Regions from separate parts of the Homo sapiens genome. Here region 1 is linked to region 2. Evidence: read pairs that join two places in POLR2A ChIA-PET (ENCODE). Cell type or tissue: OCI-LY7. All regions are shown on one strand. Links, peaks and the distances in the headings refer to the core of each region. The heading gives the core; the rest is flanking DNA. Region 1 overlaps LOC105379182 (a long non-coding RNA gene). Region 2 overlaps VDAC1 (voltage dependent anion channel 1).

Region 1 (4,395 bases), core at 151-4,150, 63 kb before region 2:
GTGACATAACAGCCAAGTCAGTTCTGTAGAAGATGCTTCCTGGTGTTTGGGGGGCTTCAGAGAGCTGTGTTAGCCACCTGTCAGGAATAGTGAGGGAACCAGATGGAGCTCTTTGGAGAGGCATCAAACAAGTTTGAGATAAATCTGCCTGGAAGGGGTAATGTAATCAGGCTCAGGGAGCTGCGGGTCGGGGTAGGCAGCGCTGTTCAGGAGAAGCAAATAATTAACCACAGACTGTTCCACTCAGCTCCAGGAGGGCAGCTGCCAGCTATGGGAGTTGGCTCCTTCCCCCAGAACGCCCATCCTGCTAGCGACACCCCAGGCACCCACCCCTCTAGAGCCCAGCCATCCTTCCCAAGAGGACCAGCCAGCACAAGAGCCCAGGAGGGTTTTGTTGCCAGGCCTGAGTCTTTAGCAGTGAGGTTTCAGCCCTAGGCCCTTCTCCCCTCCATGCCATCGTCTGAAAATGGTGAATGAGGGTCTTCCTTGTAAGGAAGATACCAAGGAATTGGATGGCATCCAAATTTCCCACTGCAGGATGTTTACTACTAGAAAGGAAAGAAGGAGGGAGAAAGGGAGGGAAGGGGGCGGCCTCCTAAAGTTCAAAACCAGAGGAAAACACAGGACTCGATGAAGTTAAATGGGCCCCCTTCCTGTAGGACTTAGAGATCCTGATAGATGTGTGTGGATCTATCAGGATCCTGATAGATCCTTCCCCTACATCCTCTGTGGGAGGAACAAAAGTTTGCAGATTTTTCACAAAGGATCTTGAGGACCTAGAGTCTTAGGATACATTTTGGAAAATGCTGGATCAGCCGGTTTTCTTTTTCAATGCCATGATTCAAATATAAATTAATAAATACCACTTTTACAGTCCACACTGATCCAGGGCATGGGACATGGACTCCAGGCAGGACAGCAGGGTTCCTGGCCCAGTGCTGTGTCACTATGAGCAAGTTATTTCACTCCACGCAGGCTCCGTTTCCCATCAGTGACACGGTGATCATAACGCCGACTCCAGCACTTTATACCTGTAAAGGTATTCTGGAGAAATTACAGGCACAGGCACTGTGAATATGTGGTTTGGATTCTTCTTCACTTTCAAGGAAAAAAGTGTGTGCCCTCCCTCTCTGTCTCCTTCCACGTGGATTTGAGATTACAGTCAGCACGTGTCTCCGCAAAGCAGCAATCTTTTTCAGATTAATTGATTCGATAAATATTTTCTGAGCACCCACTATGCGCCAAGCACATTCTACGCACTGAGGACACAGCAGTGAACAAAAGGAACAAAATCCCTGTCCTCCTGGGGCTGTGAGCAGACATAATAAACAACCATTTGCATAAAAAATGGACATCGGGGGCCAGGCGTGGTGGCTCATGCTTGTAATCCCAGCACCTTGAGAGGCCGAGGTGGGTGGATCACCTGAGGTCAGGAGTTCAAGACCAGCCTGTCCAACATAGTGAAACCTCATCTCTACTAAAAATACAAAAAATTAGCTGGGCATGGTGGCACGTGCCTGTAATCCCAGCGACTCGGGAGGCTGAGGTGGGAAAAGCTTGAACCCAGGAGGCAGAGTTGCAGTGAGCTGAGATCATGCCACTGCACTCCAGCCTGGGTGACAGAGTGAGACCCTGTCTCAAAAAAAAAAAGGGGGAGGGGGCGGGAATCAACAGCAATAAGATCTGAGCCCTGAAGGGGACTGAAGGATTTTTAAATAATGACAAATAAGAGAAAGGAGGGGAGGATTCAGGCTTCCACTCTGAACCGGGTCACTCAGGTTGCTGTCTGGCTTTGGGGAAGGGGAAGTTCAGCTCCCCGCAAATAAGCTTTTACCCTTGCTCCGGCCTATGCTGGATGAGGCTTTGATGGTGGCAGCTGTGGGTCCCCATGGACCCAGCCGGGTTTCTTCTCCATCAATACAGATGCTGGGGCGCTCCTCCCTCAGCCAGCTGCTCCCTATCTCCAAATTCACTTTGTGAATGAGAGAAAAAGGAAAGAATGTGAGAATCAGGTACTTTCCCCATTCAACTCTGACTCTCTGATTAACTATTTTTATCTTCCAGTTAAAATAGAGAAATAGGGGGTGGTAGAGAGTGATATAGAGTCCCTTGTGCTGATAAACAGACTTAAAATTCTAGTCAGAAACTTTTTAAGATGATTTAAAGGAAATCACTTTCTACTTTCTGGCTTGGACGTACAAAGTCCAATCTCAGTTTTGATCCCATAACACACAGAAACTTCTCAGCCAGACCAGTCCTCACACAGAGGATATGCACTGTCGGGCCCACACAGGCCCCAGAGCCTGACCAAACTGGGGAGGCCCCAGGGACAGACCATTGAGAAGGCCAAGATCACAGACTTAAGGGCCAAGCTTCGAATATGTTTCCTTCTACTTGGACTTTTGGATTGAAAATCCTGTCCTAACCCTTCCTTCCTCTTTTGAGGACATCGTTCCAGCCTCTAGGAATGGAATCTAGTGCCTCCGGGTGGGCCAAGCCCTCCAATTCACCCCCTATATTAGTGTTCATAACCTGGGTGGCTTTAAACAAAAGAAAGGTATTCTCTCAGTTCTGGAGGCCAAGTCCAAAATCACAGTATCTGCAGAACCATGTTCCCTCTGAAGGCTCCAGGTAGAATCAATTCCCTGCGTCTCCTCGCTTCTGGATCTCACCAATCTCCACCTCCATTGTCACATGGCCTTCTTATAAGGACACCAGCCGTTGATTTAGGGCCCACCCTAATCCAGTGTTACCTTATTTTAACAAACCTCATCTGTAAAGACCCTATTTTCAAATAAAGTCACATTCTGAAATAATGGGGCTAAGACTGTAACATGTCTTTTGGATGGCACAGGTCAACCCACGACAGTCCCCATACTGCCTCCAGTATGGGTACACATTCTCCAGCATCATCACAGTCTTACTCTGCTTTTTCCTCATCAGCACCTTAGACTTTGGCTGGAAGAACATTCTGGAAAGACAGGCTCAGGAGCTTTGCAGGCTCCTGGAACTGGGAAGAGTCCAGCGTATGTGGCAACTGGGCATTTGCATGTGTCACCCACAGTCTGGATCTCTCTCCTCAGCACATCCGTGGGTCCCCACTCCGCTGAGAGACCGTGGGAGGCGTTCTGGAAGCACTACACGGTGCCTCCTCTCTTCTGAGGTAGCTCAGGCAGGGCCTTGGGCCTGTAAAGCTCTGCTGGCCACATTGGCCTCCTTACCAAGAGAAATGTTTCCAGTGGCTCTGAGCCCAGCAGTGAGTCACAGCAGGGTCCCCCACCAGCAAATGTGCTGTTCCAGCTCCAATGACATTTTGAAGCTCCCTTCTCAAAGTTTCAGATGTGGTGGATGGAGGTGGACAGGAGCTTTGAGCCAAGCGAATGCAGAGGAAGTGTCAGGCTCAACAGTCCTGAATTGGAAGTGTTCAGACACCCACCCGGAAGATGGGGTGTGGAAAACCCAAGCAGCAGAGAAAGTGAAAACGCGAACGGGCATGTGGGAGTCAGCTAGTGACGATATGATTTACGTTTGTGTCAGAGCCGCCGTCCCTGCACTGCGGTGGGTGGTTTGCTTTTGTTTGTTTTAAGTTCCAGCATTGCCACTGACTATGGGATCTTGGGCAAGTAGTTAGCCTCTATCTGTGCCTCAGTTCCCTTGTCTGTCAACCAGGGGCAGAAATACTGTCACCTTAAAGGGTTGTGGGGAAGACTTGAACCCTTCAGGCAGGTAATTCAGGCAGGTAAAGAGAAGGTTAGCTCTAATCTGGCGCACACTACACCCTCGCTAAAGGGACAAGAGCTCTGAAAATGGGTGTTTGTGTCTAACTTTGGAGCTCTGGGTTGGGACACCTCCTTATACCCAAGCTGGGTCTTTGCACAGTGACTCGTGACAAATCACGTTATCAGAGACATACATAAAGACCAATATGCAAGGACGTTTCCAGCAGCATTACTAATAATAGCAAAAAAAAAAAAAAAAAAAAAAAACTGGAAACAACCCAAATAGCCCAAAAAAGGGGAAATGTATGATAGCAGATCCATGCAGGAGAATATTGTGCAGCTATTAAACAAAAGGCAGCAAACAGAACTCTCTCTACAGTGGAACCCTCATCCTGTAAACTGCATATATTCATCACTAAACAGGCAAAATCATGACTGGAGGGAAAGAGACCCGAATGGCAATAGTGCTTCCTCCTGGGTGGTGGGGTTCTGGGTAAGTCTGGTCGTCTTTGCATTCTTCCATATTTTCTAAATTTTCTAAGACGAATTGCTTTTATAGTTAGGGGGAAAAATGAGTAGGTGGTGTTTCATGAGCCACTTTCCAAGGCTGATGAGAAAGCCAGCATTGGTCAGGTTTTAGTGAGGCCTCTTTCCCTCCCTAGGGTCATGCAATATT
Region 2 (4,395 bases), core at 229-4,228:
TGAAGAAATGAGGCTGGCAACAGTGACCAGTTAGGCCCTGCTTCCAAATGTCACCCACTCCCGTTTGGTCATAGCCACTTACATCACCAGCAGCCTAACTCACATGAAATGGCTATTACTGAACAGAAATCCTGCAACCTCCATGGCAGAAACTAGGAGAACACTAACAAAATGCAGAATCTTATTACAAAACACGGCTAAACACTGGTCTGAATCCTCTATTAGAAAGTGAGCTCCTTGGCGGGTAACAATCATGGCCTGGGCACCCTTAGATCTCCAGATGGGCACAGGGCCAAGCACAGGTGGCACTTAGAAATCGTTTGTTGGGTAAACACCAGTCCTGAATTAGGAAGTGCTCATTATAGCATAGTCTGTTAGTGCATAGATGTGGATACGACCCCTGGGACCAAATCAAAACCAGAGGACTTAAATCGCCAGGTCTCGGAGACCATATTTTAGGTGCTGTCAGCCCCCAAAACATTTTGTCACAAAGGGCTTCCACCACCTGCAACATCAGAGAACATCCTTGTGGAGAAAACAGATGAAACTCTTACCCAGTGTTAGGTGAGAAGGATGAATCGAAGGTCAGCTTCAGTCCACGTGCAAGCTGAACAGAAAAGAAATTTGCCACTAGATTTAGTCACAAGGCAGGCTGGCAGATGCGAATTAATAAATCCACATCTTTTCACAGCAGCCATTACCTGATCTTCCACAGTAATCTCGGTGCCTAGTGTATTGTCGGTATTCCATTTCTCTGTAAACGTCAGGCCGTACTCAGTCCATCTGTACTTGGTTTCCAGACTGCCCGTCACTTTGGTGGTCTCAGTGTTGGCTGAGCCTGAGCTTGTAAATTCCTTCAAAGGAGAGAGAAGAGTCACAGCCTGCACCATAGCACTCACTTGGCTTCACTTCACTCCTAAACACTATACTTGCCTTTCTGCAAGAGGCAAGACCCTGAATGTGGGGGGGCCAAGGCTAACTCTACAATTCAAATAGATATTTAAAGTACAGATGGGAGTAAAGGAGCCTGCTATGTAAAGAAATCTTATGGGGAATTTGTTGTCAGCAGACAGCTTCCTTCCTCCCTGTAACTCTTCAGTCTGGACAGGAAAGCATCTCCCTTCCATCCTGGCTCCAGGGCAGTACAGAGAAAAAGCACTGAGCTAAAGCTGACACAGCGGTAATTCAAACCCAAAACTTCTTTCTTCCAACAATTACTGCACACATAATTTCAAAGGGACTACTAAGATTACTTTAAAAACACTTATGTGGTTGAATGCAGGTGAATTTGAAAATAAGAAGCACAAGGAAAACTAAAACTGAGACCTGACCCATTCTCCTCTATTACCCGCTGCTGAACTGGGGGCCTACTGGCATGGTTCCCCTGGACCACCCATCATGCAGAAAATGGAATGAATGTGAAAACCACAAAAACTGCCAGAATAAAAAAAAAAAAGTACCTTCTTTTGGCTTTGCGGGCCAGGTCACGACAGTTATTTGTTGATCTACAACAAATTCCCACGTTCCATACAATGGTCACTATTTGGGTAATGGGTACACTAGAAGCCCAAACCTCACCATTACACAATACATCCATGTAACAAACCTGCACATGTACACCCTGAATCTAAAATCTTTTTTAAAAATAAAAATAAGCCAGGCGCAGTGGCTCATGCCTATAATTCCAGCACTTTGGGAGGCCAAGGTGGGCGGATCACCTGAAGTCGGGAGTTCAAGACCAGCCTGACCAACATGGAAAAACCCCGTCTCTATTAAAAATACAAAATTAGCCGAGCATGGTGGCGGGTGCCTGTAATCCCAGCTACTCGGTAGGCTGAGGTAGGAGAATCGCTTGAACCCAAGAAGTGGAGGTTGTGGTGAGCTGAGATCACGCCATTGTACTCCAGCCTGGGCGACAAGAGCAAAACTCCATCTCAAAAATAAATAAATAAAATAAAATAAAAATAAATAAATACTCATGTTCCATGTGGGTTGGACAACTTACCAATCCATTCTCAGATTTTGTTTTCAAATCAAGCTTTATTAAGCCAAATCCTAAAGAAAGAAGAAGACAACTGTCAATAGGTTAAATAACTAGAGAACAGCACCTCTGCCTCCCTCATGGTTGCTTCAGGATGCTTTTTTAAAAAGAAGCACACTCCTGCCACAGGGGCTGAGGGCACCCAGTCTCTGCTGCTGCTCGTGGGGGGAGCTCTCAGCTGCCATGGAACAGCAGCAGACAGAATGGGCACCCCCACCTGGGTCCCACCTGCACTCCCAGCAGGGTCTGATAAGAAGACACCTGACAGCTGGCAAAGACACAGTTACTGGGCCTCGTGGGCATGTGCCTAAGCACAGGCTAAATATAGAAGCCGCGCTCCACTGCAGCAGCTTCCACAGGGCTGCTCCACACTTGGAAAAGAAAACAAGAATACCCACTTGACAGCACCAATGCAGGAGCCTGTCCAACTGGGTGCACAACCAAAGTTGCTACAATTGCCACACAAATGAAAGCTTCTTTTTTCCCTCACGTGAAAGTTCAGAACAGCTGACCTACCCAGGTCTCCTAAACAGTTATCGGTAAAGTCTCAAACATGCCAACTCAGTCTGTGAGCTGAAAGGCACCCCCTCTCTGCAACACTCACCATAGCCCTTGGTGAAGACATCCCTGGCAGATTTGCCAAGATCGGCATACGTGGGTGGCACAGCCATCTTCTGCTATGATAAAAGAATCACCAGAATAAATGCATTGATAATTAGGGAAATTAGCTTTCCATCAATAACAATTATTAGATGTAATTAGCAACCAATAAAAATCACCTAGCACTAAGACTACCAGGTAGCTTATCCTCCCAGATGGGCCAAGAAGCCCTTGCTGTCTTGTCCTTCATTTTGTGGCCAGAGCTTGAGACACTCAATGAGTCTTTGTTGACAGATGATCAACAATTTAGACCTCTCCTCCTCAGCATCCCCAGGACTGAGCCCAGGCCCAGAACAGAGTAGGAGTCAGGAAATATTTGCTTAATGAATAAACTGTCAAAGACACATTCCCATGAGCCAGTGACTTTACTGAATTGTAGGACTGTTGCCAATAAAACATATCATCTTACAAAATGTCAGCTACTAGGACATTAAATGTACCGAATAGAAATCAGAGCTTTTCATGGGAACATCATTTTCCATGTGGCTCTGATTTCATTCATTCAACAAATATTTATGGAGTACCTACTATATGCCAGGATGGGCCCAACTTTTCACAAAACTTTTGGACTTTATGGGAACCCACTTCATATTTCTCATAGAGAATACAGTAAAACCAAACCAGTTTGGCAGCTCTTCACATGGAAAAAACCCAAATACATCCTCCAAATACATTAAACAAATATTTATTGAGCTCCAGTGTAACTTTATTTTTAAAACCAACCATCAAAGGACTACTTGGGATTGCTGCATATCACTAAGTCAATCAACAAACATTTATTAAGCACCTCGGTGTTCAAGGAAGGAGAGTAACTCAAATAGTCTTTGCCCTAAGGACCACACTGCATTCCTGGAAGGCTTTGCTTTGGCATGCTGTATATGCTGTGTACACAGGATTAATATCCTAATCTGGGACTGTACATGGTGTGCTCTGCCCAGGAGGAGAGGGGGTCATGCATGAGAAAGCCTCATCTCCTGCACCTTCTCCATCCCCAGAATCATTAGTCTCAACCAGAAGGACCATTCCATTCGTTTTAAAATACAGTATACCTAAATTATCAAAATTCATCTGCATATATACCATCTGAAGTTACATGTATATATATTCACACAAATAAACACATATATGACATGCTCCTGGCATGTCATATGACATGATATGCTTCCATATCATCAATGGAAGTTGCATTCTTGGCCAAAGCTTTAACTTCAAAGGCATTGCAGGAGGCCACAGACTCACTGAGTATGTTGTAAAAGAAACAGTATAAACTTCTACAATTTTAAATTGTGAAGTTGTGATCCAGGTCCTACTTTACTTTTTCCAGATGCTTTGTTAATTTTATCCCAGCTCACTTTTGTGTCAGAGCACAGACAGAAGAGCAGCGAGCTGTTTACTCTGTCCTATTTTTGTCGCTGCTGTGTTATTTCTTGCACATGATCAGGCTGAAACCATGGACAGGTCAGCCCACATTAGTATCAGGGTAGAGAGATGAGGGGGGAAGATCCATTTTACACTGCCCGCCACTGGCTCTTTCCAGTCTGGGGGCTCCCCTCTCCCCACTTGTTCCTCCCTCCCAAACTAACCCTGTAGGTGCATCCCCCCGGGATAGACCAGGAAACCACCCACCAGAACCTCAAGAAATACCCTTTACCTGACACCTTCCTAGGAGAACAACTCTGGATTGAAAGCTGAGG

What was found. Peaks named below come from ENCODE experiments on the same cell type or tissue, not always from the same donor. Only the 100,000 strongest peaks of a DNase experiment are listed, where the experiment ranks them.
Region 1: POLR2A ChIA-PET joins it to region 2 with 5 read pairs; 2 of 35 experiments call an interaction of 5 or more read pairs at or near these places.

What each region holds. Positions count from the first base shown.
Region 1 is chr5:133,926,966-133,931,360 of GRCh38, forward strand. It overlaps LOC105379182 (a long non-coding RNA gene), which reads right to left. Exons shown (of 5, transcript XR_948797.3): 4 at 1,835-1,972; 5 at 1-1,044. Among named protein-coding and RNA genes, the nearest start is that of WSPAR, 15 kb to the left of the region's middle. RefSeq lists enhancers at 1,726-1,775, 3,359-3,508 and a silencer at 3,729-3,808. In OCI-LY7, for the core only: no CTCF peak of the experiment used is centred there; DNase peaks (open chromatin) are centred at 233 and 1,846; H3K4me3 peaks cover 353 bases; H3K27ac peaks cover 2,868 bases.
Region 2 is chr5:133,990,301-133,994,695 of GRCh38, forward strand. It overlaps VDAC1 (voltage dependent anion channel 1), which reads right to left. Exons shown (of 9, transcript NM_003374.3): 2 at 2,646-2,718; 3 at 2,006-2,055; 4 at 702-854; 5 at 555-607. The coding sequence starts at 2,712. Among named protein-coding and RNA genes, the nearest start is that of VDAC1, 12 kb to the right of the region's middle. In OCI-LY7, for the core only: no CTCF peak of the experiment used is centred there; a DNase peak (open chromatin) is centred at 2,271; H3K27ac peaks cover 604 bases.